2 separate regions of the Homo sapiens genome follow, and region 2 is linked to region 1. A link is an interaction called in ENCODE POLR2A ChIA-PET data of the cell type or tissue named here. Cell type or tissue: Caco-2. All regions are shown on one strand. Region 1 overlaps ABCC3 (ATP binding cassette subfamily C member 3). Region 2 holds the start of CACNA1G (calcium voltage-gated channel subunit alpha1 G).

What was found. Peaks named below come from ENCODE experiments on the same cell type or tissue, not always from the same donor. Only the 100,000 strongest peaks of a DNase experiment are listed, where the experiment ranks them.
Region 2: POLR2A ChIA-PET joins it to region 1 with 7 read pairs; 8 of 35 experiments call an interaction of 5 or more read pairs at or near these places.

Annotation. Positions count from the first base shown.
Region 1 is chr17:50,684,499-50,689,498 of GRCh38, forward strand. It overlaps ABCC3 (ATP binding cassette subfamily C member 3), which reads left to right. Exons shown (of 31, transcript NM_003786.4): 29 at 211-377; 30 at 3,038-3,232. Among named protein-coding and RNA genes, the nearest start is that of ANKRD40, 21 kb to the right of the region's middle. RefSeq lists an enhancer at 150-636 and a silencer at 2,850-3,144. In Caco-2, no CTCF peak of the experiment used is centred here; DNase peaks (open chromatin) are centred at 423, 2,353, 2,993, 4,873 and 2 weaker places; H3K4me3 peaks cover 2,948 bases.
Region 2 is chr17:50,557,867-50,562,866 of GRCh38, forward strand. CACNA1G (calcium voltage-gated channel subunit alpha1 G) reads left to right here and starts at 2,849. Exons shown (of 38, transcript NM_018896.5): 1 at 2,849-3,835. The coding sequence starts at 3,594. CACNA1G-AS1 (CACNA1G antisense RNA 1) reads right to left here and starts at 4,242. Exons shown (of 2, transcript NR_038439.1): 1 at 4,062-4,242. RefSeq lists enhancers at 2,399-2,448, 3,808-4,397 and a silencer at 2,669-3,048. In Caco-2, no CTCF peak of the experiment used is centred here; DNase peaks (open chromatin) are centred at 2,205 and 2,755; H3K4me3 peaks cover 2,060 bases; H3K27me3 peaks cover 308 bases.

The DNA of each region.
Region 1 (5,000 bases):
TTCAACAGAGGTCTTCGTGATTGGCAAAGCTGAGGTTTATCACTCCCCTACAGGCAATTTTCTATCTCTTTGGCCATTGTGTCCTCTGGGGAGCTGGAAACAGAGTGGGAATGCTGCCACCTTAATCCCTCTCTTCTTCCCTGGACCTGGGGCCTATGGCTCCTCATAGGGCCTAAGCTGCCTCCCTCTGAGGCCACGTTGTATCCCCAGGACCCCATCCTGTTCTCGGGGACCCTGCGCATGAACCTGGACCCCTTCGGCAGCTACTCAGAGGAGGACATTTGGTGGGCTTTGGAGCTGTCCCACCTGCACACGTTTGTGAGCTCCCAGCCGGCAGGCCTGGACTTCCAGTGCTCAGAGGGCGGGGAGAATCTCAGGTAAACACTGGGAGTGCAGAGGTCAGGAACTGCAACCCTCCCTGGGAAACCCTGGCGGGTGCTGGGAAACCTGACACCAATGACACAGAGATGAGGCCAGCCCGGATGTGCACAGGGCTGTCCTTTCGTATTGAGCATATTCCGTGTGCCAGGCATGGTGTACTGCCCCGCCGACTCCTCACACAAGCCCCAGCGGTGGTCCATGATCCCACTTCACCGGTCAGGGAACTGAGGCTCAGAGATGGTAAAGGGCTTGACCTAAGTTGCACAGCTGGGAGAAGGCAGGTCTGGGATTTGAACCAGCTCTGGGAGATTCCAAAACCCTTTGAGGAAGCCCTCTCCCCTCCAGAGCTTTCTTACAGCCCCAGATTTTATGTCCTCAGCCACTGGGCTATGCACTGGAGGGGCCAGTAGTCACCTCTTACTGAGTCTAAAGGTTGGAGATACCTATACCTGTGCTAGCTGTGTGATTTGGGGCTAGTTGCTTAACCTCTCTGTGCCTACTTTTCTTTCACTCTAAAAGGCAGATAATAACAGTCCAAACCTCTTTGCATTATGCTGCCCAATAAAAAACAAAGCAAGTCATGCATATGAAGCTAATGTTTTTTTCTTATAGCCACACTTTTTAAAAAGGAAAAACAAGCAAAATAAACTGTAATACTATAACTTATTTAGCCCAATATATCTAAAATATTATTTCAACACATCATTGATATAAGTATTAGAAATATTTTGCGTTTCTTCCTACAAGTTTGAAATCCAGTGTATATTTCACATTTACAGAATGTCTCAATTTGGACTAGTCACATTTCAAGTGCTAATAGCCACATGGGGCCAGTGGCTACCACCTGGACAGAGCAGTGTTAGGGTCAGTGTGATGACAGGAAAAGCGCTTCGCTTGGATGCTCCTGTAAAATGTCAGCTTTTCCCCTCCTCCCTTCCCTCCATCTTCTCCTCCTCCTCCTCCTCTTCCCTATTTTCATTTTTATATTCAGTCCATACTCATGCACCCTCCCCAGACCTCAAAAACTAAAACAAGGCCAGGCACAGTGGCTCACGCCTGTAATCCCAGCACTTTAGGAGGCCAAGGCAGGTGGATCACTTGAGGGCAGGAGTTCAAGACCAGCCTGGCCAACATGGTGAAACCCTGTCTCTGCTAAACACAAAAATTAGCTAGGCGTGATGGCGGGCGCCTGTAATCCCAGCTATTCGAGAAGCCAAGGCAGGAGAATCGCTTGAACCCTGGAGGCGGAGGTTGCAGTGAGCCAAGATCTCACCACTGCACTCTAGCCTGGGTGACCGAGCGAGACTTCGTCTCAAGAAAAAAAACTTTACATTTGCCCAGCACTTAACAATATTCAAAGCACTCTGGCCTCCACTTTCTCCTTTAATCTTTACCATGGTCCTGTGGGCCAGAAACGAGCCTCCACGGTTTGAAATGATTTCCTCGCAGCAGTTCAGCTGGTAAGGGGCAGAGCGGGGACTCTGGCTCTGTCCCAAACCTTTCCTTGCTGTATCACAGCCACCTCCCTCACCTGGACAACATTCCCCAAGGCCCCTCATTATCCCAAGGGTGGGACTCCCTTGCCACCCACGCAGCCCTTAAGACTAAATATGCATCTTAAGTGGCTCTCACTTACATAACCACGTGGGGGTGGCTGGCGGACAAACATGGTCTCTCCAGACCCTGTGCCCCATGACTGTCTCTTGCTTGATCCATTCTTCTCACCTGCTTGCTCTCAACACTTCCCCCAGAGCATGCCCCACCCCGACACATGCCGTGATCAGAGACAGAAATCAGCTCCCCTCCTCCCTCACTGAGCTTGTAGCCACTTTAAGTATAACCTGTGTCCTGTGCCAGTTCCACCATAAATCAGCCCTGAGTTCTATCCGGCGGCTTATTCTGCTGCCAAAACCTTCATTAGTTGCGGGAATGGGCCAGGGAGAGAGCCCGGACTTTACTCCGGCTGTGGTGACTCACGCCTTTGGGAAGGGCTGAGGTATTTGTCCTTGGATGTGGGGATGCTGTGGCCTCTGGTTGGGAACACAGCCTCGTTTTGTCTGCTGGCTCTGGCTTCCAGAGCAGGAGGCTGAAGGCGTGTGTCCTGCTCCTCCTTTACCTCCTCAGTGACCAGACACAAAGAGTCCCCGGGTGTTCCTCTGCCCTGCCATTTTCTTGTCCCAGAAGCAGAGCCCTGGCCTGTATTCCCTATGGGGTGGGAGGTGACTGCCTGAATTGTGTGATATTAGGCTCAGCAAGATGGCATCGTGTGGCCTATTTGCAAATATCCAAGAAGAGCCATGCAAGTATGTTCTTACTAAGGTGTAAATGGCTGATAGAGTGAAGCAGAGAAACATCACGGCACTAGCTGAAAAGCAAGGATGGGGAAGAAAGCACCGAGAGAGGAGGCCAAGGGTGCCAAGAGCAGACCAGGGATTTCACAATGCCTTTTAGCACTGGCTCATTCCCCAAGGCCCCTCATTATCCCAATGGTGTCCAGACCTCTGCTCCGTTCTGGAGGGCTGGGCTGTGGCAGAAATGGGAGAAGTCAGACAGAAAACCAGTCCTGGGCCACTGAGGAGTGAAACAGGTCTGGGAATGAGGCCCAGAGGCAGGTGGGAGGCCCCCAGCTGGAAATGCCTGCCTTCTCCACTCCCAGCGTGGGCCAGAGGCAGCTCGTGTGCCTGGCCCGAGCCCTGCTCCGCAAGAGCCGCATCCTGGTTTTAGACGAGGCCACAGCTGCCATCGACCTGGAGACTGACAACCTCATCCAGGCTACCATCCGCACCCAGTTTGATACCTGCACTGTCCTGACCATCGCACACCGGCTTAACACTATCATGGACTACACCAGGTGGGACACGGAAACCTGAGCAATGGGGAACCTGGTGGGGCCACCTGGGGCATCAGGAATGGGCAGGGCAGATTAGGGTTATCTGAACAAGGCAATGTTCCTGGGATTGCTAGGGCATGGCAGGCAGAGCAGAGTTTCCCAAGATCTGGATAAGGGGCAGACCAGAGTGGGGTGGCCTGGGCTCAGGGGTGGGGTATACAATGACATTTTCATTTTTCTTCTTCTTCTTCTTTTTTTTTTTTGAGACAGAGTTTTGCTCTGTTGCCTAGGCTGGAGTGCAGTGGCTCACTGCAGCCTCAGCCTCTCGAAGTACTGGGATTACAGGCGTGCACCACCACATCCGGCTAATTTTTGTATTTTTAGTAGAGACGGTTTCACCATGTTGGCCAGGCTGGTCTCGAACTCCTGACCTCAAGTGATCCACCTGTCTCGGCCTCCCAAAGTGCTGGGATTACAGGCGTGAGCCACTGCGCCCAGCTTCAACAATGACATTTTCTAACACATGGGGAAGGGCACACTGGGCTCCACAGGCACTGTCTTTGTGCACAGGCCACTTGCATCCTGCCTCCTCCATGAGGCAATGTAAGGGGAACTGGAGGCTTCATGCTGAGTCCCATCACTTCCTAAGAAACCTGCTGGCAGAGTGCCTGCATGTCCCTCACCTTATTGGTGTCTCACAGCCACTCTGGTCACAGATGAAGAAGCAACTCAAGTGGCAGCTGGACCGTGACAGCACCATGAGGAGCTGAGCCTTGTGGGGAGAGCACTGTGTCTGGAGTCCCAGGCTGCTGTGTGACCCTGGGCAATTTGCAAAACCTTTCTGAGCCTGTTTCAAATGAAAATGATGCTTCGTGGGATTGTCGTAGTCAATGAGGGCTGGGCACAGTGGCTCACACCTGTAATCTCAGCACTTTGGGAGGCCAAGGAGGGCGGATGACTTGAGGTGAGGAGTTCAAGACCAGCCTGGCCAACATGGAGAAACCCTGTCTCTACTAAAAACAAAACAAAACAAAACAAAAACAAAAATTTGCCGGATGTGGTGGTGCATGCCTGTAATCTCAGCTACTCGGGAGGCTGACAGAGAATTGCTTGAACTCAGGAAGCAAAGATTGCAGTGAGCCAAGATTACGCCAGGACACTCCAGTCTGAGTGACAGAGTGAGACGTTGTCTCAAAAAAAAAAAAAAATGGTGGCCAACGCGGTGGCTCACACCTGTAATCCCAGGACTTTGGGAGGCCGAGGCAGGCAGATCATTTGAGGTCAGAAGTTAGAGACCAGCCTGGCCAACATGGTGAAACCCTGTCTCTACTAAAAATACAAAAATTAGCCTCTCATGTGGCAGGCACCTGTAGTCCCAGCTGCTCAGGAGGCTGAGGCAGGAGAATCACTTGAACCCAGGAGGCAGAGTTTGCGCCACTGCACTCTAGCCTGGGTGCAGAGCGAGACTCTGCCTCAAAAAAAAGAAAAAAGTCAATGAAAGATATTTAAACTGCAGGTGATCCTGGGAAATGACAGTGTCCTCCCCAGCCCCTTGCTCTAATTCTTGCGCTAGGCCCTCCAAGGATGAGGGGAGGGGCCATGCCCTCAGAAGCTTGTGGCTTCCTTGGAGAGGCAGACCACTCCCTCATTGTGCCAGATGTCAAAGTGTGGTGCTGGAGGTCGAGGAGAGAGGGCTGGGTGACTCAGAAGCCTCACGGGAGTGAACTGGCCCTGGCCTGGCAGGCTGTGCTCCCTAGAAACTAGAGGGGAGGAGGAGGCAGGAGGCTCA
Region 2 (5,000 bases), 130 kb before region 1:
GGGCTGTGAGGGAGGGGTAAAGGCAGGGCTGGAGGGGGCTGGAGGGGCTGGCTGAGCAGGGTATATATGGGGGGGGTTCTTCCTCAAACCCAGAAAAACTCTTAGTTAGGCTTAGTGTCTTTGTTGAGAAACTGAGGCCCAAAGAAAGGAATTTCTTGTCCCTTTGTTTCCCTTTCCCTGCCTGAGGTCATTCATTCACCTAACAACTTTGTGCCCGACACTAGACAAGGCCCTAGTGAGCAAAATGAACATAGCCCCTCTGGGAACACAGAGCCTAGATAGGGAGATGATCATTTCATTACTGCAAACACAAACATATAATCCCAGCCTGGGCTAAGTGCTGTGAAGTTCCAGACTTGTGTCTGGCTCGGTGCTGTATCCTAAGCACCTTGGCACTTAAGTGGCATTGAAATACTTGCTGGAAAGAAGGCCACTCTGAGGAGGTGATGTCAGAGCTGAGGCTTGGAGGGCTGGAGTTAAATAAAGATGGTTTCAGGTCTTCTTTGCCTTCCCTGTAGGTTCTGCCTCTGCCTCCTCTCTGGCACTCAGGCTAAGGGTAAGCATCTCCGACTGGCCATCAGCCCCAACATGCCGAGTACAGGGATCAGATCCTGTCTTGCGTGGCCGGTCTCCCCTAGGTCCTGAACCCAGGGAAGTGCATGTGGATCTCAATTTATCTAGATGGTGCGTTTGTGCCTGCCCTCCTTTCGGGCATGTTCTAGAACAGAGTTCAGTCCAGAGCCCAGGGGTGGCCGGGATGATGGATGAGGGTGTGGGGCCTGCTGACCACCAGGGGACCTGATCATTGGGCTGGGCCAGCCTCTCTGTCCTCATTTTCCCCTCTGCAAAGAAGGGGTGTTGGGCGTCCCTACTTCTCGCGCCAGCCCCGGGGCCTCTATCCTGGCGGGAAGGGCAGGCCGACCCGGCAGACTGCGGCCTCTCGGGAGGGAAGAAGGTGTCAGACGCGCGGAGCAACCATAAATAGCCCCCCTTTCCCAGAAGACGGCACGGGGTTCAAGACTCAGGCGCCGCATACTCAGAATGAGAGCAGAGACTCCCGCCAGGAAAAAAAGGCACTTAGGGGATCTGCTCATTAGCATGAAATGCAAATGAGCCCGCCCGGCCTCATTTACACAACTCTGTGCATGGATTCGGCGAAAGGGCAACCAGGGAGACGACGGCGCAGCAGCCACTCTGCCACTTCCCCCATCCCCTCCCCCCATCGGCCGGGGCGGGAACTGAGACGACCCCAACCCTCTGCGGTGGCGGGAGGTGCGCGGGGGCTGCGTGGGTGGTGCAGCCTTAGGAGAGTGAACAACGCCCAGGGGTGATGGCCTCAGCAAAGTGAGGGGTGGTGATGGAGGTCATCCGACCCATCCCGCCGCCTCTCCGCAGTGGCGCAAGCGCCCCAAAATCTCCGGAGAGGGAACTGACTGACCCACTAGGTTCCGCCGTGTCTACCTCTCGCAGATGTTGGGGAAGTGCTTCCCGGCGTCTAATCCTCGCTGTTCCCCCCTCCACCGGCGCCCAGCACACCCGCGGCGCTCCGCTCCCGGGTACCCACAGCTTTCTGGAGTGGCGCCGGCGGCAGGAGAGAGCTAGAGCCGACTGAGCCCCAGAACTCGGGGAGGTAGGCGGGGCAAGGGCCGGGGTCTGCGCGTGCGTGTGCACGCGTGGAAAGCACAAACCCACGAGGGCCCGCTGCCGGTAGGGTTAAGGTGAGTGAGTGAAGGCGGCAGACCCGCGAAGTTCCAGTTCCGCGGACACTCTTTCCCTAAGCCACATAGGGACTTAAGAGAAACTGAGGCACGAAGTTGGGGGGTGGCGGTGGTGGGGACTTTGAAGGTCGAGTCGATAAAGCCCAGCTCTGTGCTTCCGCCCCCTCCCACACACTCGAGACCCCCACAGGTTCCTTCTTAGGGGTCCTCGCTCTGCTCCGCAGCCCCTCCTGGGGATCCGGGCTCTGCGGTCCAGCGCGACCTGCCTGGGGCCACGTGTTCAAGCACGAAGCCCCTGCGTGGAGTCCACGCCCTTCAAAAGGTCCCTAGGGGCAAAGGGATGAAGCCCAGGAGCGTCAATGTGAGGTCAGGTCCAGCGGGTTAGGGTTACGAGGTCAGGGTCGAAGTCTCAGAATTGACTCGGGAGTATGACCAATAAGCCCAAGAGATTTGTGGAGGCCACGCCCAGACCATGCCTACCCTAGCCTTTCTCGAGCTCCGCCCGTTTCTCCAAGACTGGGCCCCTCCAGCCTGAAGCCCCACCCCCAGGACATCCAGCTCCGCTCCTTCCCTCCCCCAGTCCCGCAGCCAAGCTCAACTCCAGGGTGGGAGATTAACCAGGTGGAGACCTGGGATTTCGCTCTGGGACCCCCTGGTGACAACCCTCACCCCCGTGCCGCCTGTCTCCTTTCTTCCCCAGGCCCGCCCAGAGCTGAGCTCCGTCCTCCGGCTGCTGCCCAAATCAGGGGTCGTGGACAAAGGATGCCTGGGGCCTGCGGCCCTACGCCAGGACCCCGCGCCGAATACTCTGATTCTTCGGGCTCCCTCCAAGGGAGTCCCAAAGACCCCAATGGCCAATAGGAAAGTGGGTTCGGTCTGGGCAGCAGTCTGATTGGCTCCAGCCTTCGGGAGCGGACCCAGGGGCAAGGGGAGGGGAGAGGGGCGGTCCTGGGTTTTGGGGTGGGAATCGGATTCCAGCTGTGGTTCTCTCCCTGCGCTCCCGCCCGCACTGCCACGGCGGACGGCCAATGGGCGCGCGGCTCGGGGCCGGCGGCGTCCGGCGATTGGCTGCGGGGCTGTCTGGGGGCGGGGCCGAGGCTTGAAGTTGAAGTGAGGGATCCAGCTGTGGTGTGCGCGGGGCTCCTCGCCGCCGCTTTCGCTCGCTCGCTCCGCGTCTCGGCCGGAGGAGGAGGCTGTGGCGCCGGCGACAGCTACGGCAGCGGCAGCCACCGCGGCGGCTGCGGCGGCGGCATCTCCGCCTCCACTCCCGCCCGGGACTGCCCCCCACTGTCTCCCCGCCCCTCCCGGACAGTGAGCCCGCGGCGGGGCGGGGGAAGGAGCCGCCCCCACCCCCTCCAAGCCCACCCCTAAAGAGATCCCTCCTCCCCTCCCCCGCCGCCTGGCGCGGAGCCGGGACGATGCTGACCCCTTAGATCCGGCTCCAGCTGCGCCGCGGGAAGAGGGGGCGCCCCTCCCCGGACCCCCGCCCTCCGCCGCTGCCCCCCTTTTCGTTCGCCCTCTCGGGGCGGCTTCGCCGAAGGTAGCGCCGAATCCGGCAACCGGAGCCTGGGCGCGAAGCGAAGAAGCCGGAACAAAGTGAGGGGGAGCCGGCCGGCTGGCCCGGGAAGCCCCAGGGGCGCAGGGGAAGCGGGACTCGCGCCGGGCGGGGTTTCCCTGCGCCCCGGCGCCCCGCGGGCAGCATGCCCCTGCGGGCAGGGGGAGCTGGGCTGAACTGGCCCTCCCGGGGGCTCAGCTTGCGCCCTAGAGCCCACCAGATGTGCCCCCGCCGGGGCCCCCGGGTTGCGTGAGGACACCTCCTCTGAGGGGCGCCGCTTGCCCCTCTCCGGATCGCCCGGGGCCCCGGCTGGCCAGAGGATGGACGAGGAGGAGGATGGAGCGGGCGCCGAGGAGTCGGGACAGCCCCGGAGCTTCATGCGGCTCAACGACCTGTCGGGGGCCGGGGGCCGGCCGGGGCCGGGGTCAGCAGAAAAGGACCCGGGCAGCGCGGACTCCGAGGCGGAGGGGCTGCCGTACCCGGCGCTGGCCCCGGTGGTTTTCTTCTACTTGAGCCAGGACAGCCGCCCGCGGAGCTGGTGTCTCCGCACGGTCTGTAACCCATATCCTTCGGGGCACGACGGCCAGGCGCGGGGTCAGAAGGGGGACGGGCCGCACCGCCGGGGGTCGGGGGGGAAGAAGACCCACCGCCAGGTGAGTCGAAGTGAGCCCGGAGGGTAGGCGGATGGGGGGGGGGCTGCCAGGGAGGGGAGGGGGCACCAGAGTGGGAGCGGAGACGCGAGCAGGTCTCGTCGGTAACCCGGGCTTACCCCACCTGCGTACACACACCTCAGTCTTCCTGGGTTGGGGGGGTGGGGATCCAGGCCAGGAGAAGAGAGCTGTGCCCCGCTGGCTCGCAGCTGGACGCCCTCCAGATGTGGTCAGGGGAGGGTCGTCATCCTCCAGATGTGGGAAGCTTCGGGAGCCTGGGAGCTGTACTCTGCCCGCGCCGGTTAGCGAGCTGGGTTTGGTTTCCGAGTTTGGTGGGGGGTGGGTGGGGGCGGTGGGGAGGAAGCTGCGGGGACGGAGGAGGGGGGACCGCAATCTCCTGGGTTTCCCTCCTTCCCCCGCCCCAAAGTTTGCGGCGGATTCTAGGGTCTGATCCCCCAACCTGGTCCTTGAGGCTGAGGTTTTTACTGACCTAGAAGGAGATGTTGGGGGGCGGGGACCAGGTCCTGGCCCACCTCACCCCCCACCTCGCGGGTTGGAGGCACAACAAGGAGATTCCGGCGGCGGCTGATGTCAGGGGCGCAGAATGAGAACAAGATGTGGTGGAGGGGAGCTGTCTGCCCCCGGAGCTGGGAGTGGAGCCCCTTTCCGCTAGAGCCCAGTGCCGCGGGTGCCTCCTACCCGATCTCCATTCGATGCAGGGTGCTTAAGATTGGGTTGGGGAGTTTTATGCTGGATTTTTCTTGTGGAGGGAAAGACTGTGTCAAGAGCTTTTTTAGCAAGTGGGGGATGGGGTTAAGCTGGTCCAGGTTACTCCTCCCCTTTCACAAATAAAGAGTGCTCCTGCAGACCAGGTATGGGGGACTGCAGGCCCGCGAAAGTCTTGAGGGGACAGTAATACTGTCAGTGTGTTCACTAAGGAGGACTCGGGTCCACCACCCCAGCGTAGACTCCGCAGATAGGTTTGGGGAATGCAAGCCCCACATTCCAGGGAGATGGATTTAGCACTGCTCCCTGTCTGCCCAGGCTGGAGTGGTAGGGGAGACCCCAGCCCAGTCA